Linked DNA regions of Mus musculus: regions 1, 2, 4, 5 and 6 are each linked to region 3. The links are chromatin loops, found by intact Hi-C in ENCODE. Cell type or tissue: heart. All regions are shown on one strand. Each heading gives the region's core, and the rest is flanking DNA. Links, peaks and the distances in the headings are about the cores only. Region 1 has its middle 38 kb from the start of Gm52731. Region 2 overlaps Gabbr2 (gamma-aminobutyric acid (GABA) B receptor, 2). Region 3 holds the start of Gm52733 (a long non-coding RNA gene). Region 4 overlaps Tgfbr1 (transforming growth factor, beta receptor I). Region 5 holds the start of Tgfbr1 (transforming growth factor, beta receptor I). Region 6 holds the start of Anks6 (ankyrin repeat and sterile alpha motif domain containing 6).

The links. Hi-C counts contacts between places; a loop is a spot of excess contacts. Peaks named below come from ENCODE experiments on the same cell type or tissue, not always from the same donor. Only the 100,000 strongest peaks of a DNase experiment are listed, where the experiment ranks them.
Region 1: a loop joins it to region 3, with 2.9 times the contacts of the local background. A loop is called at or near these places in 2 of 42 quality-filtered maps.
Region 2: a loop joins it to region 3, with 2.4 times the contacts of the local background. A loop is called at or near these places in 3 of 42 quality-filtered maps.
Region 4: it touches region 3 in a loop (5-fold over the local background); 24 of 42 quality-filtered maps call a loop at or near these places.
Region 5: a loop joins it to region 3, with 2.2 times the contacts of the local background. A loop is called at or near these places in 26 of 42 quality-filtered maps.
Region 6: a loop joins it to region 3, with 2.8 times the contacts of the local background. A loop is called at or near these places in 2 of 42 quality-filtered maps.

What each region holds. Positions count from the first base shown.
Region 1 is chr4:47,148,052-47,152,831 of GRCm38, reverse strand. No RefSeq gene overlaps it. Among named protein-coding and RNA genes, the nearest start is that of Gm52731, 38 kb to the right of the region's middle. In heart, for the core only: no CTCF peak of the experiment used is centred there; DNase peaks (open chromatin) are centred at 851 and 2,701.
Region 2 is chr4:46,692,699-46,697,478 of GRCm38, reverse strand. The region is part of intron 13 of Gabbr2 (gamma-aminobutyric acid (GABA) B receptor, 2); the gene reads left to right. Among named protein-coding and RNA genes, the nearest start is that of Tbc1d2, 45 kb to the right of the region's middle. In heart, for the core only: no CTCF peak of the experiment used is centred there; no DNase peak of the experiment used is centred there; H3K27ac peaks cover 292 bases; H3K27me3 peaks cover 535 bases.
Region 3 is chr4:47,248,647-47,253,426 of GRCm38, reverse strand. It overlaps Col15a1 (collagen, type XV, alpha 1), which reads right to left. Exons shown (of 40, transcript NM_009928.3): 5 at 4,191-4,271. Gm52733 (a long non-coding RNA gene) reads left to right here and starts at 1,350. Exons shown (of 3, transcript XR_003955398.1): 1 at 1,350-1,499; 2 at 2,238-2,295; 3 at 2,887-4,197. In heart, for the core only: CTCF peaks have their summits at 614 (motif pointing left) and 2,299 (motif pointing left); DNase peaks (open chromatin) are centred at 1,526 and 2,246; H3K27ac peaks cover 489 bases.
Region 4 is chr4:47,397,582-47,402,361 of GRCm38, reverse strand. All of the region lies in intron 4 of Tgfbr1 (transforming growth factor, beta receptor I), which reads right to left. Among named protein-coding and RNA genes, the nearest start is that of Gm32435, 25 kb to the right of the region's middle. In heart, for the core only: a CTCF peak has its summit at 2,318 (motif pointing right); no DNase peak of the experiment used is centred there; H3K27ac peaks cover 315 bases.
Region 5 is chr4:47,349,064-47,353,843 of GRCm38, reverse strand. Tgfbr1 (transforming growth factor, beta receptor I) reads right to left here and starts at 622. Exons shown (of 9, transcript NM_009370.3): 1 at 448-622. The coding sequence starts at 532. Gm32435 (a long non-coding RNA gene) reads left to right here. Exons shown (of 3, transcript XR_390551.4): 3 at 1-1,530. In heart, for the core only: a CTCF peak has its summit at 2,206 (motif pointing right); DNase peaks (open chromatin) are centred at 713, 1,463, 1,593 and 1,943; H3K4me3 peaks cover 1,778 bases; H3K27ac peaks cover 1,690 bases.
Region 6 is chr4:47,054,616-47,059,395 of GRCm38, reverse strand. Anks6 (ankyrin repeat and sterile alpha motif domain containing 6) reads left to right here and starts at 2,090. Exons shown (of 16, transcript NM_001356426.1): 1 at 2,090-2,447. The coding sequence starts at 2,116. In heart, for the core only: no CTCF peak of the experiment used is centred there; a DNase peak (open chromatin) is centred at 2,005; H3K4me3 peaks cover 1,694 bases; H3K27ac peaks cover 1,078 bases; H3K27me3 peaks cover 479 bases.

The DNA of each region.
Region 1 (4,780 bases), core at 354-4,353, 100 kb after region 3:
GACTGCCACAGACTGAGGATTTCTCTGAAAGCCATGAAATAATCAGGAATTTGATGGTGAAGGCACAGCAGAATAGATGAAAAATGTTAAAACAGCAAAATTCACAATTTATCTCCTTTTGCTTTTTCCGTTTTTTTTTTTTTTTTTCTTTTGAGACATGGTCTCACTCGGTAGCTCGGGCTGATTTGAAACTCACTCTTTTAAAATTTTGTTTATTTCTTTTTTGAAGCTGGACTGACGTAGCCAGTACGTCTACCCATTGACTCACCTCTACTCCCTTGAAATTCACTCACCCTTAGCCCAGGCTGGTCTTGAACTTGCAGTGGTATTCTTGCCTCAGCAGCTCAATGGTTGACATTAGAGGCATGAACCACCATGCCAGGATCACATCTTAGTTCTTTTTAAACCTATATGCCATAAATATCTAGGGTGAGTGAGTTTCATCTCTTCTCAGTGGACCCTGCCATTATGTCTTAAGTTCCAAGAACCTCAGAGTGTGTCCTGAGCAAATCCACCCCCAAGATCCTTCCATGCTAAGGCAGGATGGCTGGGGACACGGCTCCTCAGTTTAGGATGTGGGTCCTAGACATGTTCTGTCTGGAAGAGCCACCCAGACATCCATGATTGGTAGATCTGGTCATTATCCCCCAGGACTCTAGTCTGTTTTCCGTTTACACTTTTCAGCAGGAATGTGCTGAGCACACCCCTCCCCCATCCCGTGGGTGGATCTCGCTCCATGGCTTCAGGGTTTGTCTGAGCTCTTGGTTCCTAAACCATGACCTTGAGCTCAGGAGGCTGGACCTTCTCCCAGAACTCCATCCAAACCACTTTCCACCAACTCTGAGTGAGCTGGCCTTCATCAATCTGATATGAGGAGGAAAGCTAGAGAAGGCGTATCAGACCAGGAAGGAACCTTCTAGATTAATCATCAGCCACCCCTACTCCCCTCCACAATCACCATTCCTTGGACAAGGTCCAGAGCAGAGAAGGAGCCATCCCTGAGTCACCCACAAAGTAAACGAGGAAACAAAATATCAGATCTCTGTGTCCCGGTCCCTGAAGCACATGGAGCCTTACAGCCAATTATTTCTGTTGCAACATCAGCCTCAGTAACTCCAATCCCATTAAACAATCTCCCACACAATGAAAAGCAAATGGACTGGCCCTCGGCCAGCCCCAGGACAAGGGGCTCACTCTCCCAAGACCGTGCTGACAAAGTTACAGTCTCAAACCATGTTGAGAACAAGTCCCTCAGGCAGGCACTTTCTTTGTGGCAGAAGCTCAGCTCACTCAGGGTTGCCGCTGGGATTAGAAGAGGCTCGGGTTTCTGTAGAGCAAATCTCATGGTCTCATAAAACATCATGGTGGAAAGGGATTTTCTGTCACACAGGCAGTGCAGCAATGGCCTCTGTGGTGGTCCATTCCCTGTAAGTTAGCTAACCAACTAGTACTTGTTACACACCTTCAGTCTGCTACCCATACTGGGCACTGGGGCCTGGGTTCGAATCAAGCAGAAAATCTGCCCTTAAAAGCTCTCAGTGTCTTTGAAGGAAGACAAGGCAGAGAGATTCAGCAGAACACTGTGCTGATGCAGCAATGCTCTAGATTTGCTTTGGGGGCCAGAGAAGGCTCCTGTGTCCAACAGATGGTGGTTAAGTTGCACCTTGAAAGTTTCCAGTAGTCTAGGAGATGGGCTCTTGATCCCGATCACTCTGTCTCCACCTCTGAGCCATAAGGAGCAAAGGTGCCTGGTATATTTGTGGAGGGGAGAAAGCCAGAGGTAACAGGACACCACACTGAGCCATGTCCTATTGGGCAGTTCCCACTGGGGTCTCAGCCCTAAAAACTGGGCCTTATGGAATGGAAGTAGGGTCCTGTGTACTATCCTGTCTGAGGTCCTAGCTCCTGGCACGGTGCTTAGCTCAGTCAGCTCAGTGACTTTCCTCCACGGAATGGGTGAATGCAAAGAAGAGTTAATGATGCTGTAAACTCCAGGCTGCAGCAAGCACCATGCTGCATGCTTACCATACACCAAAAAAATAAAAGAAAGAAAGATAATGCTTAAGAACTTTATCAGTCATATCACTAATATCAATACCACCAGCCTGGGGAGATGAGAGGACTGGGCAGAGAGGCAAGAGATTATGTGTCTAAGTTCACATGGCTAAGAAGATGCTTAGCAAAGTTCAAACCAGACCACTGTCATTTGTGTGCCACCTCTCCTGTGTGTGCTTAGCTCCTGATGCTTCCACATAGAACCCCTACCTGCAATAATCCCCACCTCCTCCTGCAGTGGGAGGAGCCATTCGAGAAGAGATCTGGATCAATGAGGAGCTTTGATTATCAGATCCACATCAATCTAGGGAGGGTGGAAGTTTCCTCAGCCTAAAGGGTTGTGCCCAGGCTCCTTACAACACAGCATGAAGATGAGCTTCTCTGTGGACGCAGGCTGTGGCAGACATGCTGGAAAGTGGACCCTGCCATCTTCTCTGCTCTGTGCCCTTACAGGCAAAGCCAGACACTCCCCAAATGGCAAGAAAGGCAAACCCACAGGGATAATGCTTGTCATAGTCTCAAACATCTGGCTCTTTTCTGTGCTCTAAATTTGGACCAAGTAGACGTCCACTTCCTCCTAATCAAGATAAGCCCAGACCAAGGCCCTACACAATCCTGCTGGGTCACTTAATTGCCTTCCTCTTGGGAATCCTGAGCCAGCCGTGGGGAAATTTTCAGCTAAGACAAAGAATGGAGGTCAACCCCTTGTTGCATCCTAATGACTTTTACAGACCAGTGAGCCACGGGAGAGTCTATTCCAGTCAAAGGACCTGTGGGTTTTCTTTTCTTTTCTTTTTAAAGAAGAGACTGTATTTTAAGATTTTCCAGGTCATGGAAAAACAGACGCAAAGAACACCAGTATGACAGTGTTCCATCCCATTGTTGTCTAAATAAAGCCAGATCAAGTTCACTCAAGAGGCCAATTCTCTAAACCACCAGAAAGTGACCCTCTGAGAGTGGTGGTGGGACACATGCCACCTCGAGTCACCGCCCTTCTTGTGGCTGGTCACAAGTTTGGTATTAACTGTACTTTCCATTTTAAAACTTTCTTTTATTCTGACTATAAAAGTAGTACTTTTATAAAGTTACTGTTGAAACTTTGGAACATTAAGAGAAAACAAAGAAATGGATAATACAAAAAAAAATCCTTCAGCCAACTATTAGTGAATGTGACCTCTTTAAAAGACAAAAATCAAGATCACGGTGTATAAAGAGTTTAAATTTTTTCCACTTAGTGTTATCAATAGCATGATCAACTATGCTCAATACTCTCCAAATGTGTGCAATTCAAACGAGATAAATGATAGCAGATTTCTGAGTGTAAGTGGCTTGCCGCCCTGAGGACATTTTGGTAGTGTCCAGTTTCCTGAGGGATGATCTTAAAGAAGCATTTCTGTCTTAATGGCTAAGCATACCTTTGGGAATTGGGATCCCTAAAGGAAAGGAAGTGAAACCCTGAAGTTCTGATGGATATTCCCCAATCGCCTCCATCCTGTTTAAGAAGTGTCCACTGACCAACACAGGGCATTGAGTTCCAGGTACAAAGACACAGGGGTAGAGGCAAAGAACCCAGCATTTTGCCTGAGGGAACCATGACCTATTGCGGGCATCCCTTGTCCTTGCACCAGCTCTGGGTGAGAATGCTTGCCTCCCTAGCTTCTCTTTGACCCCATGGTCTTATTTGAGGGCCACCTGTTTGGTTCTGGTTTTGCTTTCGTTTTTCAAAGGTAGGGTCTCATTGAGCTTCAAAGTCAATGTGGAACTGGATTAAACTGGATCTCTCAGTTCAAAACACTTCCCAGCCCTTTCTGTCTCTCCCTCGAGGGCGCCTGGATCAATGCTCTGTGCCACCACACCCCACTGACAACGGTATTTTTATAAAATTAAGTCTCAGCAACTCAATCATTTTTAAATATCCTTTCACTGTTGTTTTTATTTGCTGCTCACTGATACCCTTTCCCAAGGGTTAGGAACTCTGCCTGTCCCTGTGTCTGTCCCTTTCCATGTGTCTCTTTCTTATGTAGGTGCATGTGAGACTAGTCTGCTCGTGTGCTTTTTGTTTTGAGACAGGGTTTCCTTATGTAGGCCCAGCTGTCCTGGGCTATGTAAACAAGTTTGGCCTTAAGTGTACAAAGCCACCTTTGCCTCCCAAGTGCTGGAACTGAAAGCATGAGCTGCTTCCCAGCTAGACTTTTCAAAATTATTAAGATGTTTGTTTATTCTCGTTTGCAAAAGCTTTTAATATAGTCCTTAGTTGTCACCTGGCACGGTTTTTAGATTATTTTTATTTTATGGGTATAAGAGTTTTGTCTGTTTGTATATGCATCACATGAGTGCAGAGCTCGTAGAGAGGCCGGAAGATGTCAAATCTCGTGAAAATGGAGTTACAGATGGTTGTGAGCTACCTTGTAGGTGCTGGGAACTGAACCCCAGTCCTCTGCAAGAGCAGCTCATGCTCTTAGCCACTGGGCCATCCCTGCAGACCCTCTGTTTGATATAGTTTACAAAAGTTTTCCATTTCTGTTTTGAGGTCTATGCTGCTTTCTGTTTTAGTTTCATCTTCTGTGGCTGTGATAAAATATCCTGGGGAGAAAACAACTTGGGGAGAAAGTGTTTATTCAGTTTAGAGCTTCAGGTTCAGTCCATCATTGTGGGGAGGCCAAGGCAGCAGAAACTTGAAGCAGTTAGCCCATCACATCCATAGTCAAGAACAGAGAGGAAGCCG
Region 2 (4,780 bases), core at 462-4,461, 560 kb after region 3:
CAGGACATCCCTGGTGACGGAGGTGACAGCCCTGGCAGGCCCAGCAGAATGAGCCCCAGTGTGCAGTGGGAAGGGAGGCACACACTCTGTGGCCTCTGGTTACCCTGCGATCCCCACTTCCACCCAGCGTGGCAGCAGCCACCGCAGAGATTTTTGGAACAGTCTTTGCAGCAGCGCACTTTTGGGGCTCCCACTGCGATGCCTCATGAAACGACAACAGGAAAAGCAAACGCCTGCATTGTTCTCGTCCGTGTTACCATGGGGCGCGTGCGTCTCTCGGCCTTGTCATCTTTTGTCTTCTCATGTTCTTACCTGAATGCTCAGAACAACCCTCTAGCAGGTGATGCCAACATTTCTCCAAAGACAAGCGAACATGCGGTGGTCCTGGCTCGGCAGCTCCGGTTCAGCACACCGGCCCGCCAGCACACAGGAATTGCAGGCTGCTTTTAGTCACACACAAACCATCAACTTGAAGCAGAGCAGGGCCCAGGAGAAGGGACCCACTAGACTCAACAAGGCAGCACCCCTCCGTTCTCCTTGGTGAGCAGAGATGCCCAGAGTCCCAGGGAGGAGCATGAAGTGCAGGAAGGGGCTCAGGTGGCAGCTGTGTGACCTTGGCTAAATTCCTCTGGCTGTGGGTTCACTGCTTTCCTGTTCTGAGTAGGACAGAGGCTAATGGAATACCCAGGATGAGTGGCAAAGCCACAAACTGAGACTCGTAAGATGCAGTGTACACACGATGGGAGTAGAGTGGCCAGGCTGTGTCCCGGTCCCCTGGCACAGTGTCCTGACTGATAGCCTTTTCACACCCCAGTTCTGTCGCTTCTCTGTTCACGCTACACTGGGCTGGAACTTGACAGCCAGAGCCGTCTGTGAGTAGCCACTGAGTGGGAAGGTGGTGAGACTGTGTGGCAGGGCCCTGGCTGAGCTGTGTACCCCCATTGCCTCAAGGTCAAAGGCTGGGCAGGAGAGAGACTGGCCTTGCCAACTGTGAGGCTAGAAAGCCAGGACATACTACTAGGGACCCAGATGTCACCTAAAGTCAGAGGCAATTGTCCCCTCAGAGACCTTGTGACCTAAGAGGGTTAGCAGAAGCAGGAGGTGACTATGGAAAAGAGGAGTGGTGTGAATACTCTTGACCCAGGGAGGTGGTGTGAATACTCTTGGCCCAGGGAGTGCCACTATTAAAAGGTGTGGCCCTGTTGGAGTGGGTGTGGCCTTGTTGGAGGAAATGTGTCACTGTGGGGGTAAGCAGTAAGACACTCCTCCTAGCCACGTGGGAAACAGTCTTCTCCTAGCAGCCTTCAGATCTAGAGGTAGAACTCTCAGCTCCTCCAGTGCCATGCCTGCCTGGATGCTGCTATGCTCCCACCTTGATGATAATGGACTGAACCTCTGAACCTGTAAGCCAGCCCCAATTAAATGTTGTCCTTTATAAGTGTTGTCTTAATCATGGTGCCTCTTCACAGCAATGAAACCCCTAAGACAGGGACTACCCTTGGCTGGCTTAGGATGGGTTCCCATTCTCCCCTGTGTCATAAGCATGGAGAATAAAGTATTTCACAGTGCAATGCCAGAGGTTACAGAGGCCACTCTGGCTGCAGGTACATGGACAATGCCATGCAGACAGCACCGTCCTGGGACAATTGGGACTTTCTCCTGACATACCACACCGCTGGGCACCCCATGTTACGGCAACGATTTGGGGGAATCTAGTGTCCCTGGTGCTAGTACCAGCTCTGTCCTTTGCCGTGCGTCTGTGACCTGGAGCTTGTCACTCAGCCTCTCTGAGCCTCACAGTGTCCCCTAGCATGGGGGTTGTACTGGAGCCAGGACCAGGATGCTGGACTAATGAAGCGAGCTAGTCATGGAACAAACTTGGTACAGAATCTTTCCAACAGCGAAGTAGTCAGTCAGTGCGAGGACTGGCAGGAGGGAGGGCAAGAAGTGGGGGGACAAGAGAGAGCATGATGAGGCAGCTCCTAAAGCAGAGACAGGCGGGCATTCACCTCTGCAGGGAAGAAGGGCCTGGGGCCTGCATGCATGCCACAGCACCCAGAGGATGGAGGAAGAGCTCCACCCTGGGTGAGCTGAGCCAGAGGATGAGGGTGGATAGAACAACGGGGACTGTCAGAGAGGCAGACATAGCATTCAGACCTTTCCTTCTGTTTGGAATCCATTGGTATGGATGGAGGAGCAGGGAGGTGAAGGATAGTGAGAACCAACACGTGCTAGAGGCCTCAGGAGCCCAGGCCAAGGAGGAGTTGCCAGGACCAGACCTCCACCCAGCCTTGTGTGTCGGCAGCCCCATGTAGTTGGTTGGTGAGGGTCTAGGTAGGTAAGGAGGAACAGAAAGACTAGGGAGACACAAGAGTCCAGGTCTCACTTAGTGGACAGTGACTATGGCCACTCTTGGACTAGCAAATCCAGGAGCAGTGGCAGGCTGAAGGGAGATGGCAGTAAGCTCACACTGGCAAGTGCTGGGCTAGCGGGGTGCCCATAGGCTGGGGTGGAATGGGATGTCAGTGGAGTGGAGATCCCTGAGAGGGGCCGAGAAGGGGGAAGGGCAAGGTGAGCAGAGACTGAAGGTGGTAATCAAAAGCTCCCTGCACTGGACCTCTTGGAGTTGCCCAGGGGCCACTAGGAATGGTTCATAGCCTGGAGGACATCAGGGCTAGTGCTCATAGAACTGGGTGTGGAGTGTCAGGAGGCAAAAATCGCACTGGCTCTGCCCCTGGAGCTCAGAGAGGGAAGAGGAGGTCAGAGAAACCGGAAAGGAGGAATTTTAGGCCCGTACTGGCTTTGCCTGTGAGTGGGCCAGTGCCGTGATGAGGTCACATTCTGTCAGTGCTGAGGACAAGACAAATGATGGCGGCTTGTCTCTCCACCTGGGCTTTAATGGTGTCCGTCACCTCAGCTCGTGCTGTGCTGTGTCAGGGTCTGAGGAACCCATATTTCTCCTCACCTCTGCTGTCTGTCTCTGTCTCACAGAAGGCAAGTGCTTCTGAGAGTAGACTCCCACCCTGAGGATCCCTGAATGCCCCATGCTGCTGACCATGCTGCTGACCGGGAGGCCAGACTGCAGCAGTGGGGCAGGTGTCTGCTGCCTGCTGGGAGCTGCCATCTTGGAACCCCCCCAATGTTGTCATTTATAGGGCTTTGGAGGAAAGGGACTTGCTCTCCCCAGGTCGTCAGGGACACTCTCCATTCAGTACTGTCACTTTCTGGGTGACCATGTGGATAATTACATTTTCCATGTCAGCAGAGACCCCCTAGAAAGGTTTGCCTGCAACCCCAAGGCCAAGGCCTAGGAATCCCAAGTCTACTAGATGTCTACCCTTCTCCCTGTTGGCTCCTGGGCCAGTTTCTGCTCACAGTCCCAGCATCCCTAACATCCCTTGGCACTCCTTGGATATAGGTAGAATTTCTTGAACGCATGTCCACAGAAGGTGGTGTTCCTGAAGGGACTTCCCTCTGGCTTCCTGAGCAAGGCACTGTCCCCATCACTCTGTACCTCAGGTTCCTGCCTGTTTCCTGTCTGTACTTCTAGCTCTGCTCTCCCCAGACTCTGCCACTTTGCTTAGAAAACTTAGAGGTAACAGCTTCTGAGAACCGGGGAGACTGCTCAGTTGGCAAAGGACCTGCTTTGTAATCGTGAGAACATGAATACAATCCCTAGAACCCATGTTTAAAAAAAAAAAAAAAAGCAGAGCATGTCATGCCTGTAGTCCCAGGGCTGGAGAAACAGAAACAAGCAGAGCCCTGGAGTTTGTCAAGTTCCAAGCCAAATGTGAGACCCTTTGTCAGACACCTAGCTTGAGAGCTCCTGAGGAGCAAGGACTAATATTTCCCTCAGTCTCCACATCTCCACGTACATATGCAGACATGTGCGTGCACACACACACACACACACACACACACACACGCGCACACATATGCACACATGCATACACGTGCACACATGTACACATGCACACGCGCACACACATACACATGTGCACACACAAATACATACGTGTGTGCACACACACACACAGGCATGAATGCACATACAGAGATGCAAAGGCTCCTCTGGGCATCCTCTTGACTCTGAGACATGAATAGAGACATCAGTTCCTATGAAGGCTGCACTTGAGAGGCAAGCAACACACATGGCTGCTGCCCTAAACCAAAGCTGCCCCATGCCTCAGCCCAAGGCCCCTTCGGTCCCATGCCACACCCCCTGCTTACCCATGCCTTGCTGCTTGCTGGACACAGCCCGGTGGTGTATCCTCTGCCTTTGCCTAGGCTGGACATAGGACGTAGGCCAGAGACATCCATCCAGCACACAGGACCAAGGCCAGAAGATTGTGCCAGTACTTGCCTTGAGTCCTTATCTGGGTCTCAGTTTCTCTGATAGGAAAAGAACTAAATTTGCAGAAGCTTATTGGTGTTTGCAGACTGAGTTGGAGGGGGTGTCAGTCATGAGATGACAGGACATCGTGATATTTAGTGCCTAGAGCACAGGGTGCTCTGCAAAGCACAGACATCCCCTCACTGTAAAGTGCTGCACTCCATACCCACAAAGGAAAAGTGACCAGAAGTACCCTCAAGAGCCCCTGGGGCTAACAGCACACTTCCCTGTCCGATCTGCGATTCTGGGGGGAAAGAAATGTGTACTCAAAACATTCAACAACGAATTCTTACCTGAAGTGATAGCTCTGGCCTTGCTGTGTCCAAGATGTGGGGCTGCTGGGATAAACAGCCCAGCCCCCCGAGGCTTCTGGAAGGTTTCTCCTGG
Region 3 (4,780 bases), core at 421-4,420:
ATGTCTGGACATCAACCCTAGATGCTGGGAGCAGTTTGTGAAAGCCAGGGTTGTCAGCCTTCAGTCTCTTCATTTTTCTAAGCTCCAGCAGGTCACCGGGAAGGATGGAGGGTTGAGTGGAAGGGTTTAATGTTGTACTTAGCGTGTGGGAAAGAAACCCATCTCTGCTGTGTTAAGACACTAAGTTTTCAGGCTCATTTGCTGCGGCAGCACTCCTTGAACATCCTAACAAGATCAGGCACAACTCTTGATGTCAGACTCCACTGGGTAAATAGTGAATGTTCAGCCCATCATAACAGGGAGGACTGTTAGGAGGAGCCCTGTGACTTCAGAGTTCATAGTTCAGTCCTTACTGTGAGACATGGGTGGGATGTCTGCTTTCTATTTAGTTGACTGACCTATTTTTGGACAAATCATACTGCCTCGCCAGGCCTAAGCTTTCTCCTCTGTACAATGGGGACAATAAAAAATATTCCACAGAAGATGAAGAGATGGCTCAGAGGTTAAGAGTACTGGCTGCTCTTCCAGAGGACCCAGGTTCAATTCCCAGCACCTGTTTGGTATTGTGCAACTGGTTCTTACTCCAGGGGAGCTGGTGCCCTCTTCTGGCCTCTGTGGGCACTGCACACATATGATGCACAAACATGAAGGTAGGCAAAAGACTCATACACATAAAATAAAAATAAATCCGATAAAAGGAACCAGGTCAGTGGTGAGGGAGGGAGCGGCTCAAAGGGTGTAGACTAGGGATACTGAAGACCAGCCCAGGAGCCTTTAGTCAGGCACTGAAAAAACCCAAACAGCAGGAGCTAGGCAGGGGTGCTGAAAGAGTGAGCACCCTAGGAAAAGCAGTAAAACCCAGCCGGGACTGGCCTCCACGGATGCCAATGGCTGGAAGCAAGGATACGTTGTAAGACACATGGGCCTCAGGAGCAGACAAGGCTGAGGAAAGCAGGGAGACAAGCCTGAAACAGGGTGAGCTATTGTTACTCAAGGAGATCTCAGGAAGAGTCATTGACTAGCCTTTCAGCCAAAGTCTAACTGAATCTTAGGCAGGCAGCCATGGCCGCCTGGGCCCTGCTTTGGGGAAAGGTGAGATTCCAGGCATCCCACTCTGTGGAGAAAGTGAGGTGCCTCATCTCAAACACACGGCTCTTGGCTGCAGAAGGAATACGGGCGAGGAACCAAGTGTGGGCTGTGACAGTGTAGGCAGATCTAGTCTGAAGACTTCCGTGCCTTTTCAAGTTATTGTGGAGGTGTGTTTGTGTGGCTTTGCTTTGCTTTTGCCCACCCTCACAGTCACAATCGGATGTGCTCACTCACAGGTAGGTTCCTGTGGATCCACTATGTGCCCGGCTGTGGGCTGAGCCCTGGGGCACAGAACAGCCTCACAGGCTGTTATCACAGAGCACACAGGACAGCAGAAGCAAGAGCCAAGCTGGAAACAGGGGCATGGAAGCAAGTGGCCTCATGGGAGAGGATTTGGCCTGGATCCTGAGGTGGATAAGAATTTGCCAGAAGGAAGGAAGGAAGGGCGGGTGGAGTGGGGGTTCCAGGCAAGCAGAACTGCACAGAGCTGTCGGAATTGGAAGTCCCAGATGGTATGTCTGGGAAGCCGAGAGCCCTTAGGTGTGGCTGGAAGAGGTCCTGGCTGTGTCTGGGAATCACCCTCAGAGCTCTCTGCCAGTGTAGATTCTTGCTTTGCTCAGACACGCTGAACACCCCAGGGAAGCAGCCCTGGGGCTTCTTTAGTAAAGATCTCTGTCGGTTCCACACACATTTGGGTACAGGTGATTCATGTGTACAGCCAGAGCTGAGAAACAGAAGTTAATTCTAACTCAGCAGAAGGTACTTTTTTTTTTTTCAGATATGCAAAGGCACATGAACAGGAGCTGGCTCGGCAGGAGAGAAAGGCATGGGGCAGCAGAGGTGCCGACCCTAAACAGGACGAGCAGGGAGGGCTGGACAGGCTGTCTCTGGCTCTGTTTGTCAGTTAGAGTCCATGTCCCGGAGGGTAGCAAGCTACAAAGGCTGAAATGGAGAAGTGAGATTCTGACCAAGAAAGAAGCCAGACAGAGAAAGGAAGGGCTGTCTGAGACCAAGAGGGAAATTCCCTGTGCCAAAAAAGAGCCACGATGCCCTTTAAGGTAGAGTGAGGGTGTGGCCCAAGATGTGGCTCTGTCACCTTCAGGCCATGTGGCCTCAACAACACTGCTGTTCCACGCCCTCTCCTATAGAACAGACCACAGAAGCCCTCTCTGACATGAATCTGAACTCAGCAGCGCCCTCTGGAGGGTGAGCATGTGTAGGTGGAGGAACGAATGTAGAGGGACAGAAGAATCCTGAGGATGGTGTCTGCCATGTGGGTGTTGGGAACCAGCAGCTTTGGGACCAACAGGGTGGGTCTAGGGGAGTTCTCTTAAGCAGAGGACAGCCATAGAGGGTTTGCACAACAAGACACCAGCAAGCCAGTGTGGAGGGGATTCCAAAAGAACAGGGAACCAACTGCATTGAGTCTGGCCCTGAGCTCCTTGGCTTCTTGAAATCTTCACCAGCTAGTTTGCAGTGACCACCACAAGCCTTTACCCACCACTGCTGTGTATCGAGGTCTACTTGAGTGTTTGGACCATGTGGTTTGTCCACCTCTCAGACCAATCCACGGAGCAGGCATGCTCTGGACTAATGGGGGAAGCTATCTTAGAGACATTAGGTCTCCTGCTGAAGGCCAGTAGCCAGGAACAACAGGGCTAGGACCTACTGTGGGTAGGTCTCTGAGTACAGCCCTTCTCCCAAGTTTCTAAGAACTGGAGAAAGAAAAGAACGGGCTGCCTCAGAGACCCAAGTGCACCACGCCACTAGCCATTTCTCTTTCCATCACTTCTCCAGGTCTTCAGAGATCAATGTCACACCCTTTCCAGGTTGCTGCTGTCCCCTGCTCCCCACATCAGTCCCTATATCTGAAGCACTGGTGTCATGGTGGATCACCTTCCATGCAGGGTGCAAGGAAGACATCGTATCCACAGAACCGTGAGCTCTCTTCCTCTCCTGGTCGCCCTCTATGCTTGTCCTAAGATGGCTGTCTCCACGTTCCCCTCCCAAATCCGTGCCCCATTCTCACCCCTGTGACCCTCTCACCTCTCAGACCCTACTGCACTTTCTGGTCACTCTAGGAACCGCCAGGTTGTTAGTATTCTGAGTTAGCCTCTCTCTAGGTTATGAACTTGTCTATACAAAGCAACGTCATGCTTTGAGCCCTGAGCATGTGGCCCACTGACCTGTGCCAGGATGTGCCCATGGGTGGCTAAGCCTAATGGACACACAGGACTCCAATACTGCCCCCAAGCAGTGCACAGACTCCTGGATCCTCAGCTTCCCCATCTCAGCCAAGATTGGCCAAGGTCTTGGGGGTGCAGTGCCACAATCCCACCCAGACCACCCTTGGTTGGGTAGATATCAGGAGACCTGTGCTCTCAGTTTGCCCAGGTTCCCTTTCTGGTATAGACATCTGTCTAAGTCTTTCTAGCGTTAGCAGACTATGGTTCTTACCTGCCACACCCACATCCCTGCTGCCTGAGGTCTATACTGTACAGTCCCTGCCTTACTTCTGTTTCCCTGCTCTCTATCAGAAGCTTTCACTGAGTGCTGCGCCCAGCCTGGGAGCTGTCTTTGCTTGCAGCTCAGACGCTCCTTGCTATTATCAAAAGATGGGAGATCCTTGCAACTCCATGGTCTGACTCAAGGCTTTGGAAACCCCTTTCTCTTCTCTGCAGAACTCAGTCCCAGGAGGGAGAAATGTGGATGCTGGGATGAGGTGGGGGCTGCTTTGCCATGGGTTCAACACAACACTCAGTATCATTCAGGGTTATTTCCCTCATGCCGGGGACTTTCTGAGGCTCTCTCCTGACTGCCTTGTCTACCTCTCCAATGACCCTATACGCTATCATCACTCGGTAGAAGAGAATTGAAGTTCAGTGGGTTTGAGTCAATTCTCCAAGGCCACAAAGCTCATTTGCCTTGGCATGTCTTTCATAGTCATGCATGCAGGTGACCCTGGGACATTGGCAGCTTGCTTGGGTGTGGGTGTGAGGTAGCAAAGGGCCCTCCTGACTCCCCCAGAGGTACTTAACCTCACCGATCTGACAACAGCCTGAGACACACAACTCACTCATGGGGGCAGCATGCATGCTCACCGGGGCTTGTGTGTAGGTGACAGCTTCCATGATTTCAGCGACTTCATCCATCTCCTGAAACCCACTGGCTTCTCCAGACGCCTGTGAGGAGATAAGTCACAACACACATGAGGCATGAGAGCAGGTTACACTGGATTATGGTACTTGAGAAGGTCAGAGACTGACAAGCAGACTCCTGCAGAGGAGCTGTATGTGCATGTGTGTACATTTGCATGTATGTGTATATGTGCACTTACATGCATATATGTGCATCTGTTTGACTGCATCTGTGGAGGTGCATCTGTGTGTGGTATGCATGCATGTGTGTGTGCACATATACATCCACATACATATATGTGTATGAAGACATGTGTACACATATATACATGTTTGTGTGGTATGCATGCATACACGAATGTACATGTGAATACATGTATGTGTGGTGTTTGTGCCTTTCTGTGTGTATACATGTATGCAAACATGAGATCAGAGACACGGTGGGAAAGGCAGAGTGCGTTGTTGGTTTTTCTATTTCCATCCACACTGCTATTGCTACAATTCGTTACTTCACCTTCTGACCATGTGCAGGCTCCCTTTGCTCCTGGTTTGTG
Region 4 (4,780 bases), core at 434-4,433, 150 kb before region 3:
TGAAGTAAGCTTTGGTGAGAACTGACAAGCTTCAGTGACAGACTGTACAGTTCTCAAAGATGCCAGACAAGATGATCATAATTTCAATGCTGCTCTCTCAGAAAAACCTCTGATGCTAAAACAGGAACTAAAGTGTTGAAAGAGAAGGCTAAAGAGACTAGGACTGAACCTCACTGTACAAGGTGATTTGGAACCTAAACAACTTGAAATGTGGGTGCTAAGAGTTCCTTGGTAAACTGATACATGCATCTGAAATGTAACATTAAGGTTGGCAGGCTCCTAGGCTACACTGGTTCAGTAAATGCAATTTAACTTTGAAGTAGATGGGAAAACAAGAAACAACACAATTCAATAAAATATACACCCTAAGTCATGTACTGGCTAGTTTTATGTCAGCCTGACACATGCTAGAGTCATTAGGAAGCAAGGAAACTCAACAAAGAAAATGTCCCCACTAAAGTGGTCTATGGACATGCCTGGGGTGTACTTTTTTGATTAATAAACCATGGGGAGTACTCATTGTGGGAAATGCCACCTCTACACTGGTGGTCCTGGGTGCTAAAATAAAGCAACCTGAGCCAGCCAGAGGGAGTCGGGGGTGGGGGGAGCAATAAAAATTGTCCATTCATGGTCTCTGCTTTAGTTCCTGCCTCCAATTCCTGCTTTGACTTCCTTTGAAATGAACTATGACTGAGAATGTAAGCTGAAATAAATGTTTATGTCTCCAACTTGCTTTTAGTCATAGTGTTTTACCCCAGTAATAGAAAAACATAACTAAAACAAGTTATACTGACCCAGGCAGGAACCCAGGGTCTGTGTGTTATTGATTACATGGACTCAGACATATTTTTGAATGGGCCTATGTTTCTTCTTTTATACAAGAACAACTTACTTTGAAGACTCTTAAGATATTTAAAGAGAATACAGAACTATATTTCTTTTTAAAGTAGGTAATACAATGTTTGCCATATGAAAATTTAAAATGTGATGTTCCCTACAGCTACAGACAAAAGGGAAAAAAAAGGAAATATAAATGAGATCTATATTTTGTTGGCATGTACCTTTAATCCCAACACTTGGGAGACAGAGGCAGGAGGCCAGTCTATTCTAGAGTGAGTTACAGAACATCCAGAGCTACATAGAGAAACCCTATCTTGGGAGAAAAGCAAAAACCCAAAACCAAAACCTAACAAAAAAACGGGGGTGGGGGTTGGGGGAGAGGAGGGTGTCAAAAATAATAGGGCTTCATACTCTGGGAAGAGTCCTTTCTTTCTTTTTAATTTTATGTTCAAGTATTTTGCCTGCATGTATGGCAAAATTACCACTTGTGTGTCTGGTGTTCAGGGAGGCCAGAAAAGAGCAATATATCCCCTGGAATTGAAGTTACATAGAGACTGTTGAAAGCCACCATGCAGGTGCTTAGAGTTGAACCTGGGCTCTCTAGAACATTGAGTGTTTTTAGTCATTGAGTCTTCTCTTTAGCCCCATGCAAAGTATTTCTTGTTCTGCCAAAAGAACTCAAGAGATGGAACTCCAGTTGCACAACCAGTTAGCGCACAGTCCTTATACATCAGTGCTAGGCATAAGAACAAGAGATTAGTGATTCTAGGGGTTGGTTTTCTTTTGTTTTTTTGGCTTGTTTATGTTTGTTGTAGTTTTTTTCTTTTCTTTTCTCAACTGTTCTTCATGCATCTCTAAAGTTCTTTTCTTGGTATGTGTACACCACTAGCTCACATTCTTATCTGTAAACCATAACTGTGTTCTGAAAGATTCAAAAGCACAACAGCTAGAGAACACGACAGGAAAGGGAGATTTCCTGAAGTATCTAAGAAGAGAGGAAGAAGGAAGAGATTGCTCATACAGAGAGAGCTGCATAACGGACTTAAATGATGACTCAGCATTTAAGAACCAATACTGGCCATAAGGAGAGCAGAGTTCAGTTCCTAGAACACGTATCAGGCTCACAACTGCCTACAATACCAGCCCAGGAGAACCTATACGTCTGGCCTCTTTGGGCACCAGTACTCAATCACACATACCTGCATGCAGATATACTCACATACCTATAGTTAACAATCTATCTATCTATCTATCTATCTATCTATCTATCTATCTATCTATCTATCTATCTACCTACCTACCTACCTACCTACCTACCTATCTATTTTTGTTTAAGGCTGGCCTAGGCAAAGGTAACCAAATCAAGAGGATGAAGATGAAGAAAAAGAGAAGTGGGATGGAAAGCCTAGGTTCTGCCTGGTACACCTAATAAAGAAAACAGTAGTAAGGTCAGTTAGTTCCCATTGTGACCACCAGATGACAGCATCCACTTGACTGCAGTTTGAACAAATGGCACTTCAGGGCACAACAGGTTCAGTGGTTTGCACTTGTGGGTTGTAACTTGAAACATGCCTAATAGAAGCCTGAAAGAGGTTTAAAATTCAAATGCAAATGAGTCACCACCATTGTAGAATTTGAAATCACAAATCTGGGTAAGCCCTTTTAGTGAACAATTACTATTGTAGAATCAGAGCTTTCTTACACATCAATCAGAATAAGAATAAGAAAATAAGAAAATAGTAGGAAATAAGAGTAGGCTAGTATAGCGGCACACTGAAACCTCACCACTGGGACATGGAGTGAGGAAGATCATGAGCTCAATGCCAGTTGTGGCCATCGAGAGATTGAGAGAGATTGAGAGAGAGAGAGAGAGAGAGAGAGAGAGAGAGAGAGAGAAAGAGAAACAATATACTAAGAAAAAATGTTATTTCAACAGTTGGAAGAGGGAGAGATACCTAGTGTCAAAACAGAAGAAAGTAAGAGCCAAGGAGACAGACTGTGATTACTACTTTGCTTGTTTTTAAATTAGATACTGAATTGTTAGGAGCCACTGATAATCACTACCTACCACCCATTACTGTTCCTCCCACAATCACACATAAGAGTCCTAATGAGACAGCTTAAGTTCACAACACAGCTAGTGTCTACTTATGAAACCAACAAAACCGATCGGCCTCAGCCTTTGGAATGGGTAATCTTAACTGTTAACTTGACTGCAATTTAGGATGTTTCAGAGACAAACCTCTAGGTGTGACTGTGAGGGTTGTTCAGAGAAGTTTAAATGAGGTGAGAAGACTCACCCTTAAGATGGATAGCACTACTTCATGGCTGCCCCTATGACTGCAGATGCAGTGTGACCAGCCTCAGGCTACAGTCTGTCACCATGCCTTCCATCATGATCCCTTCAGATAGGAAACAAAAGAAACCCTTCCTTCCCAAAGGTATTTTGTCATAGTAATGAGATGTTAACTAATAGAGCCTCTAAATCTAATGGTATACTATAAACTTGAAAATACTGAGAAGCCAAAAAGAAAAAAGAAAAAGGAGTAACCACCTGACATTAGAAAAGGGAAAGATGGCCACTGCAAGCCTCTCTCACCAAGCCACAAATGACACTTGTTGTGATTTTTGTTGCTATTTTTCTAGTGATTTATTTATTTTTATTTTATGTACATTGGTGCTTTGCCTGCATGTGTGTCTGTGTGAAGGTGTCAGAACCCTGGCGCTAGAGTTACAAACAGTGGTAAGCTGCTACATGGGTGCTGAACCCAGGTTCTCTGGAAGAACAGCCAACGCTTTTAACCTCTGAGCCATCTCTCCAGCCCCTCACTGTTCGTTTTTAATAGGAAGGCAGGAGATATGTTTATTTGATTAGGGTGGCAAAAGTTGAGTCACAATGTAAGTTCACAACAGATATCAGAAGAGGAACACTGTGGCATAAAGGTATTAACAGAAGCCAAAAAGAAGAAGCAGGGTCTAAGGTCACTGTTGGCAGTCAGTCACCTGCAGCATCCATGCTTCTTGAGCGTGTTGTGCCCTGACCTTATCTCATACTTTCAAGACATTGTCTGTAGTGTTCACGTGGCTCTAGCAGCAAGGCAATTTAGGAGAAACTCCTTCTCAGGTTTACTTGTACTTCCTTACAGAAATGAGGAAGTATTTAACTCCTGCCAGATCAGAACACAATACACTGGCAAGTTATTGTTATTTTCCTCAAAAATAAGGCTATTTTGTCAATGATACTCTGTTGTGCTTACAGACAGTAACCTAGCATAACTGTCCTCTGAGAGGCTCTACCAAGCAGCCAATGGAAAGAAATGCAGAGATCGACAGCGGAGCATTAGATGGAGCTCAGGGAGTCTTATGGAAGAGGTGGGAGAAGAACTGAAGGACCCAAAGGAGATAGAGACTCCACAGGAAGACCAACAGTGTCAACTAACCTGGACCCCTGGGGACTCCCAGACACTGAATCACAACCAAAGAGCTAGCATGGGCTGGACCTAGGCCTGCTGAACATATGTAGCGGAAGAGCAGCTTGGTCCCCAACAGCAGGAGCAAGGGTTCTCTGAATATACTGCCTACCTGACTGTGGATTCCTTTCCCCTAAATGGATTGTCTTATTTGGCCTCAGTGGGAGAGGATGTGCCTAGTCCTGCTGTGACCTGATGATGGGGAGGGCAGGGAGGTTGTTATCTAGAGGGGAGCTCTCCCTTCTCAAAGGAAAAGGGAGAGAGGAATGGGGGTAGGCTCTGCATGAGAAGGTACTAGGAGGAGAGGGAAAGCTGATATTGGGATGTAAAGTTAGAAAGAAAGAAAGAAAGAAAGAAAGAAAGAAAGAAAGAAAGAAAGAAAGAAAGAAAGAAAGAAAGAAAGAAAGAAAGAAAGAAAGAAAGAAAGAGGGGGAGGGGAGGGGAGGGAAAGCCAGCCAGCCAGCCATTGT
Region 5 (4,780 bases), core at 416-4,415, 100 kb before region 3:
GGGTCTCTGCCCACGGCGCCCCTTTCGACCCTCCGGGGAGCCCTCCAAGCGCCCGGCCCCGGAGCGCCTCCACGCCGGTGCCCGCCCACGCCCCAACAGCTTCAGGCCGGGGCGCATTTAGGCAGTGGAATCAGGGGGCCACGGTCCCGGCCGGCCTCGCACCCCTAAGGGCAGCCCCCGACCTCGGCAGGCTCGCCAGCCGCTGCCCCCCGGGAGCCCAAGAGGGCCGGCCTCTGCTCGGTGCTCCGCCACCCGCGCTCGACACCGCCCCCGCCCCGCCTCTCCTCCCCGCCCCGGCTCGCGTGGCGCCTGCCGGGTCAGGAGCGCCCGGCCGGCCGGGCGCCGCCACCTGCGCCCCCGGCCCCGCGCCATGTTTGAGAAAGAGCTGAAGCGAGCCAGAGGCCCGGCCCGGCCCGCGCGCCCCGCAGCCACCCGCCCGCCACTCACCCTTCGCCCCCGGGAGCAGCGTCGCCGCCGCCACCAACACGATGAGGAGCTGCGGACGACGTGGAGCAGCGGCCGCCGCCTCCATGGTCCCGCCGCCACTGTTTGTGGCCCGGCCCGGCCCCGGCCGCAGCTTCTCCTCAGGAAGCCTCGCCCCTCCTCGCCCCACCTCCCCGCCGCCGCCGCGGCCTCGCTCCGGCCCTTTGTAACTGCTCGAGGGGCGTACGCCCATTGGCTGCCCGGCTCCCGCCGACCCCGCCTCCCCCGCCGCCCGCGAGCGCCCTAGCGGGACCTAGCCGAGAGCCCCGCCCGCGGGGCCCTGGGCTACCAATGAGCGGCCGTGGGTTTCTGCCTCTAACCACGCCCCCGCACTGCTGGGCCTCTGACCACGCCCCCTCACCGCTGGGCGCCTTTACTCCAGCCACAGCGGGCAGCTCGCGCTCCCGCGGCGGGTGGGGGCAGGGTCCCAGTCTGCGCGCCCGAGGGAGCCCACGGTCCCGACTGAGCGCAGGGTGTGCCTGTGAGAGTTGCTCAGGGAAAGACTGTGACCGTTGCACGCTCTTTTCTTCTACTCCAACCCCACCCTGACTTCCCCTGCACAGTCCTGCACCCGCAAAACCCAACTCTCGCCACTCGGACCCTCAATATTGTCCGGGGTTCAACTTCCCCCACCCTAGACCCGCGGCTTCCAGCCTCCCCGCAAAGACAGTCCGATTTCTTTCTGCACTCCACGTCCGCCCCAGACCTCGTCGTCCTCTCCCCAAATTCCAGTCTCAAAGTCGGAGCCCAGTTTCGGAATCCCAAGGTGGAGCTCAGACACACCCCCGAGTGGCCTCTGTGTCTCGGCACCGTAAAAAGACCCAGACTAAGGGTCCCCGCCGCCCTCCTTCCCTCCCACCTTTGCTGTCCCCGCGTGGAAGCGGAGAGGCCCACGGGTTTCGAAGGAGGGAGGATTGCCCTACGAAGAAGCATCCCGCCCCGGGGCGAAGCGGGAGCAGTCATAGGTACTTTGAGTTGTCTCCGACACTCCTGTGTAATAATTTCGAGGTGTCACTAAAAACCCAAATAAACTCAGCTCCGCTTTCATTCTGAATTCCTAATTTACTGTGAGACGCTCCACCCACCTTCCCTCTGGGACGCCAAAATGAGCTCCAGATTTGTAATTCTTCCTGTCAGACTAGTCCTTTCTTCAGACACAAACACAGTCACGGAGGCGGCCGCATGGCACCGACAGCATTTTTCCGCAGAACCTTTTAAGGAGAAAATGTTATTTTCTGTGTGATTTGAACTCGGAATTAAATAAAGCTCCGTAGTAGGAATCAGCCGGCCTCTAGTAGCTGTTGGTAAATTGCTTTATAGCCACTTTCCAAGAGTTTGATCCTGCTTATGAAAGCAAACCGTGGGGGCTAAGAGCTGGGGTCTGAGACTGCTCCTCGGCTCCAGCTAGGACACGCTTCAGCAAGTCCTCAACCTGCCAGAACCTGAACAGGCCTGCTCTCTGGGACTCCAGAACCATCAGTTCCTGCCTCCCCTGGCTCCCCTGGCCCCCCTGGCTCAAATGCCCTGAGGTTACAGGGACTAAATTTGACCAGCTTCTAATGAAATCTCTCTGGGAGATATAAAGAGCCTGACACACCTAAAATCTCCAGTGACTGCCCCCGCCTCACCCCCACCCCTAAAGCCTTGTACTTCCTAGGCAAGTACTCTACTCATAAGCTATACCCCCAGCTCTTGTGCTCCTATGTGCACCGTATGCAAGTAGTGCTTGTGGGGTCCAGAAGAGGGCGTCCAATCACTTGGAACTGGAGTGACACCTGGAGTGGAACTGTGAGCCACCTAACAAGGATGCTAAGAACGGAACCACTTCCTCTGCAAGAGCAGCAGTCTCTTAACTATTAACCTATCTCTCCGGCCCCCAGCCCTTGGTTTTTAAAGATGGGGGTCTCACTATGCAAACCAGGCTAGACTGAAACTCGGAATCCTCCTTCCTTAGTCCTCCACCTCCCCTCCCCCAGGCCTGGGGTTGCAGCCACATGCCAAGATGCCCCCCCTATTTTTCTTTTTCTGATCTAGTCTGTGTCTTGCATAAGATCTCAAGAGATTTTTATGCTATGCATGAATAATTAATCTCATAGGAATTTTTTCTCTGGTTATCTTTAATGGGTTGCAAATATTAAAAGCTCCCATCCCACTTATAAATGGGACTGAATCACAAGTCCAGAGTGCCTTAGTGACATAATGTGTCTGGAACAGTGTCTGGGACATAGTAAATATTTAGTTAATACCATTTACTTTGCCCCCTCCCCTTTGCATGATGTTAACCTTGAGTCTAACCCAATGCTTTGCCTTATGAAGCCTGTACTGATCAACATGAGGATTTTTTTCTGTGACACATTTCCTAGTCCAGGACATTTTCCATGGAATGAAGTGTGTTCACTTGGAAACTGAGGAACAAGAAGGAGAAACAGACTATTTTTAAATTATATCTTTCTGATATTAGGGGGAAATTTCCATGAGCTACAGATCTGAAAACAAGCTGTGTTAGAATGAAACAAAACCTGTCCATTTAAATTTGGGACTCTCTACAGTTTTTTGGGTTCAGCTGCTTGGGTCTGGGACCTGGAATGCCTGCTTAAGCTCCTCTGGAGGCAGTCCAAGAATATGCATCGCTAATAAACTACTCAGGAGGTTCTACTGCACAGGGCACCTGACCACTTCAGAAGACATTCACCTGCTTAAATATAGTAAAATGAATGAACCCACCTGTGTTGAAAGGTTGAGCCAAAGGTCGAAGCCTCCAGCCTTAGAGACTTCTGGACCCTCGTGATCCTAACATTCTCTAGATATGGGTCTGGGCTGCCTGATTTCTACTCACTCCCTAGCCTCAACACTCATTCCACCTTCTGTTACCCCTCCCCCCCACACACACACCTCCCGTCCACCCTCCTTGTGGCAAAGTAAGAATTATCTTACCTATACACACAGTTTTGTTGTGAGGCCTAAATGAGTGGTTGCCTGTAGACAGTCAATCACAAAAGTTCATTCCCATCTTAGTCTCCACAAATTCTCGGAAGGCTCATAGGATGCTCACTCTAGTGCCTTGATTTAAAGGGGAAGAGAAAGAGGATCATCTTTCAGCAAGTTGGCTCTGGAGCTCTGTCTGAGAGAAGTACTCTAGCCCCTTGCCCTCTACCCGGTAAACCCTCAGCCTTTACGCTGAGTACATTGCTCTTTTCCCTTTGGGCAATTCTCTTAACGAAGATACTTTCTCCGAAACAGAGAGCCAAAGGTTCTAGTTCTCTCATCTCTATCCATTTCTAGAGTGGCTTGGTAACAGAATCCTAACTCCTTCAGGGAAAGCAATTTACCAGGAGGGGAGGGGGAGGGGTTCAATTTGTTCAGCTCCACACTTGAGTGAGCATGCAGCAGGGTTCAGTCCAGCAAAACGGGAACAGGAATCGCTTTCCTTCCCGGCTAAGTTTGTTCCCCCTGTGATGACTAACCTTGGCTGTCAACTTGAATCTACTAAAACCCAAGCTGCTAGCCACTCCTGCGAGTGCCTTTTTGAGCAGATTATTTGCAATGGGAAGACTCACCCTAAATGGCATTTGTTTTGTTTTGTTTTGTTTTGCTTTGCTTTGCTTTGCTTTGCTTTGCTTTGCTTTGCTTTGCTTTGCTTTGCTTTGCTTTGCTTTGCTTTGCTTTGCTTTGCTTTGCTTTGCTTTGTTTGCCTGCTTGCCCTCACTTTCACCAGCAAGTCCAAGGATCCCATTACTGTAGCCTTCCTTCACCCACTTTAGAAACAGTTTCTCTGGGCATCAGATGCACACTGGAGACCAGCCGTCCTCCAGGCTTTGAACAGCAGACTGAGACTACTGAGATGCCCAGCTTCATGGGGCTGAGAAACTCCTAGAATCTCCGCCTGTCCAGTGTGAGCGAGCAAGTGTTCCACCGCCCAAACTACATCTTGCAAAACATTCTAATAAACCTACATGTATAGTCTATCAGTTCTGTTCCTTTAGAGGACCAGGACTAATACACCATTTAAACAAGGAGCAAACACATCACTCTCACTTTCTTTCTTTCTTTCTGGAACATAATTGCAACCTCTGGAGACACAACAGCCTCTTGTAAGCATAATGGTGATAGCTCATATTAGGTTTAATAATGAAGGAAAATGGGTCTCCAGTAAATGTGGTGATCAACTACATCAACTCTAATGCATATTTCCTATTGCGCAAGAAAAAAACAAGCCTTTGTTTTAAGCCCTAGAATACTTCATTTCTGCCTATTCTGTCCTAGCCTTTCCTCTCTTCTAACCTGCAAATATTATTGA
Region 6 (4,780 bases), core at 480-4,479, 190 kb after region 3:
AAGCCACTTAGTGTGGCTGGACCATGTACTAACCCCTCACCCTCCAGGAACTGAATCAGGCAGGAAGACTCCTGGAGGAAAAGCTTAGAAGGCAGTGTGCAGGGATTTGTTAGCCAGTGGGTCGAGGTATCTGAGGCATTCATACACATGTGTGTCACTATTCCCCGGTTTTATCAGGGATGTCCCCTACAGCCTTCTGTTTTGAATATAGGTTTCCCAGTGTATTGAAGGATGCTGCAGACCCTTAGATAAACCTTAGTTGGAAGAAGTAGGTCACTAGGAGGCCTCTTCTTCTATTCGTTTGTTTGCTTGTTTGTTTTATGTGGCCACAAACCTTCTATACAGCTATTGATGACTTTGAATTTACCATTCTTCTTCCTCTGTCACTCCAGGACTGAAATTATACCCATGTGCAACCACATACAGCTATGAGTTGGAGTTTTTCTTTTGCTCATATATGTGTGTGTGTGTGTGTGTGTGTGTGCACGCTGTTTATGTACTATGTGCTATAATTATGGGCATATACCACATGTGGGTATGTGATAGCCAGAGGTCAATGTCGAATATCTTCCTACACAGCTTTCCACTTTATTTGTTTATTTTAAATTATATTTATTATTGTTGTTGTTGTTATTCTGTTTTGTTTTTGAGAAAAGGACTCACTATATAGCCTTGGCTGGCCCAGAGCTCACTATGCAGACCACGCTGGCCTCAAATTCATAGAGACCTGTCTGCCTCTGCTTCCCAATGCTGTAATTAAAGGCATGCACCACCATAGCTGACATATTTATTTATTGTGTGTGTGCCTGTGCATGCCATACAACAAATGTGGAAGTCAGGGGACACTTTCAATAACTGTCCTCAGACCTAACAGTTACGCTGTTATCATGACACACTGTTGGGACATGTAACAGCCTTGCCTTGTATGTCTGGCTTCTTGCTGGGTTTGGGCGGGCACTACTAACCATCTAGGGAAACCAGTTGTCTCTTCCTATGGAAGTGTCCATGCTGTAAGGACACATATGCTGTGAACTGCGTCTTGCTTTCTGCTTAATTAGCTTCTTTTCCCCAAAATGTCCTCATGGCTTACTCTCTTCCTTAAGGTTTTTGCAAGTGTTATATTTTCAGTAATTCTCTTGTTGGCTCAATTATGAAACAATGCTCCACCTTCTACCCGATTTTGCTTGGATTCATGTTCCGTTTACTGTGTCAACAGCACTCAACTACCATTCAGCAGCCAAGTTTATTACCACAGCATATCTTTATAGCCTGTATGGGTGGGTCAGATCCTAGAAGGCAGAGATGCTATCTTGCAAACGTTCGCGGCACGAAGAGCTGTGCCTGGCACTAACAGGCATCCAATACATACTTGTTGAGTCCGGAAAGAGAGATGAACTTGATGTCAGAAGACCTGAGTCCTAGCCACAGCAGCGCCTGCAGATCTGTGCAGACTATAGCAACATACAACCTTCCCGGTCACTCGTCTACTGTAGATTGGAATAATCATCTGAAACTCTAGGGTGGCTACAAGGACTGCCCTGGGGACCAGTCGGTGGTTCCTACTGTTTGTGTGATATACAGGAGGGCTTGGGACCAGAACAGTTGCTGGTCCCACACTGAGTTTCCGACAGTGGGTCTGGGGTGTGGCTAGAAAAATCTCTATCTGTAACATGTAAGTTACTGCGGTAGTGGTGACCCCCCCCCCCCCCTGTCAAAAACAAGAGATAGATGGGCGGGTAGCTTGACACAGATGAAGAACTCAGCACTGCAGGGCTGCTCCGGCAAACGACGGGGCTGACCCATTCGTCCCGATTCAGCCTGCGACTGTTTAGGGAGCGCTAGTGAAATGCGGGCCGGTCTGGGGTCGGTAGAGATGCGAGATGAGTTCTAAGCTAGGCCCAGAGGTCGGATTCAGTAGGAACGAACAGGAAGACTGAAGAGTGACCGCACAGTCACAGGCCCACCCTCCAAGGCGGGAGGCGGGCCCTGCGCGCGCGTACCCATCAGGCGCGACCCCGGAGGCGCGCGCGCACCCAGGGGGCGGGCCTGCGGACGGCGGGCACGCGCGCGGCCCCGGGGTGGGAGCGGGCGGCGGCGCGGAGCGGGCGGTCAGCGATGGGCGAGGGCGCGCTGGCCCCCGGCCTGCAGCTGCTGCTCCGCGCCTGCGAGCAGGGTGACACCGACACGGCGCGGCGCCTGCTGGAGCCAGGCGCGGACCCGGTCGCGGGGCCCGAGGCGGGAGCGGAGCCGGCAGGGCCCGAGGCGGTCCGGGCAGCGGAGGCCGGGGCGCCGGTGCCGGTGGACTGTTCCGATGAGGCGGGCAACTCGGCGCTGCAGCTGGCGGCGGCCGGTGGCCACGAGCCACTCGTAAGGTTCCTGCTGCGCCGCGGAGCCTCGGTCAACAGCCGCAACCACTACGGCTGGAGCGCGCTCATGCAGGCGGCCAGGTGAGCGGGGACCGGGAAGGAGAGAGTCCGGGACTCGTGAGAGTGCGAATGGCAGACTTGGAGCTTTGCCTTTTGGTCATCTGTATGATGGAAATAAAAGGGCGGTTTCAGAAACACAAGATTAGGGATGTTAGAAACTTTGGCTTCTGAACAGTGTGGAGGCTGCGGAGTGCATCTTCTAGACGTTCATTCATTCCGTTTTGCATCAAGGGTCTCCTAAGAATCTGTCTACTCACCCTGGCTTTGGGGGTTGACCGAATAGATAACTGGGATCCAATTAAGTCCCTATTTTGGGGATATGAGTGGGGTGGGTGGGTAAATAAAGTAGCATTCTTGATCTGGAAGGTCTGACAGTAGTAGCTGACCCAGTTGGAGGAATAGAGGCGATTTTTAGTGGAAATGAGGTGTTAAGACTCGAGGATTTGTAAGAGTTATCCAGGACCGGAAAACGAGGAAGCGAGGGAGAACAAGCACACTGCAGACACATAGTGATGAAAGGTGGTCAGACAACTGGGAGGATGCTGCGACCCAGAGGGGGCTGGAGACAAGCCCACCATTGGAGGAAGAAAGTAGGTGCCAGATTGGGGCTGAACAGAAACCCACAATCTAAGGATGATCAGGAGTGTGGAAGGCACAGGGCACTGTGACCGGAACAGACTTTTGTTTCGGGTAAGTTACATTCAGCACCTGTGAGAATAGGCAGAGAGATGGGCCAGAGTCAGGAAGGCTGGCTAGGAAGACAGCAGCCAAGGAAGAGACAATTAGTGGCCTGGATAAACCTGAAGTTGATCCTCGTGGTTGTGTGACCCTGCGAAGGGGTTGGGAGAGGCAGCAAAATCCATCTCTAGATTTCTGACTCGTATAAATATACTGAGCTGTAAAAAAACAAGAAAAGAGACAATGCTTGTTTTGTTTTTAGATTTGTTTTTATTTTATGTGTATGAGCGCCTGTGTATATGTGCACCACATGTGTGCCTGGTGTCTGAGGGAAGCCAGAAGAGGGCGATGGGTATCCTGGAACTGGAGGTACAGACACAGATGGTAGAAACCAAACCTGGCATCTTTTTGAGAGCAGCAGGTACTCTTAACTGCTGAGCCATCTCTCTAGCCCTAGAGGGAGAGTCCTGAGAGTGAGCATAGCTTTCAGTCACATAGCAGGTTGTACCGGTGGAGAATGCCAGGGCAGCAGAGGTGACCGTAAAACCTTTTTCCTAGGTCCCTTTCCCCTTAGGGGCAGTATCTACTCTTCCTCCAGGTGAGCCTTCTCCTGCCTAGGTACCCCCTCAATGGCTTGTGATATCCCCAGAATGCACCCCCCTCCGTCTTCCTCTCCATCCCCTCACCCTTGTCCGCAGATACCTCTGTAGCTGTCTCCCACCATACTCCTCTGCTCCAGGTATACCTTTGCCCCTGCCCCCTTGAAGAGCTTCCAGATCTTTCTGGAACAAGTGCTTGGCTGTGCCTGTCACCAGCAGCTGCCCTAGACTCAGGATGACACTTCTGTCTGTCCACATCTGTCAGTACATCCGCCCTGGTCTCTTAGGCTCAGGCCTGGATTTCATCCGGGCCTTCTCTGCATTACTTTGTACTTTTTAAAAAAGCTGAGCCGGGCGTGGTGGCGCATGCCTTTAATCCCAGCACTCGGGAGGCAGAGGCAGGCGGATTTCTGAGTTCGAGGCCAGCCTGGTCTGCAAAGTGAGTTCCAGGACAGCCAGGGCTATACAGAGAGACCCTGTCTCGAAAAACCAAAATAAATAAATAAATAAATAAATAAAAAGCTGAAACAAGATTATCTTTCCACCTTACTGGTGAGACCCTGAGATTTAGATATCAGAATGTGTGTTGGCAGGGAGTCTCCACAGAACCCTTAGCCTGAGTTCTCCTCTTCTGCTCTCAGCAAAGCCCCTCCTCTCTCAAGCTTAGCTTCTTCCAGGAAGCCTTCCTTGATGTGGCCATGGTCTCTGGTCTCACCATACCAGGCTGGCTCGCTGTGCACCCAACCCTGGCTATACCTAAGACTCCCTGGGATGTCTCTCCACATGGGGTTCCTGGGGTTACCTTTCTGAAGGCCGTGACTCGGAAGCTGAGGAGAGAGGTGGGGAACAGGAAGGGTTGTGAGAAAGACGCTCAGAATGACTTTGTACATTGGAGAGGCCCAGGTGTACACCTTCTCTCTGAGATCCACCCACTATAGAGACCTTGCAAGCCCTGAGCATTTGCTGAAAGCTTTGCTTGTCATGGTTTGCAGCACTGGCTTGTCCCAGTGCCACCAACCCCTGTCACCTATTTTTTTGCTGTTTACCAAGTTCTGCAGAATTGTCCACATCATCTGG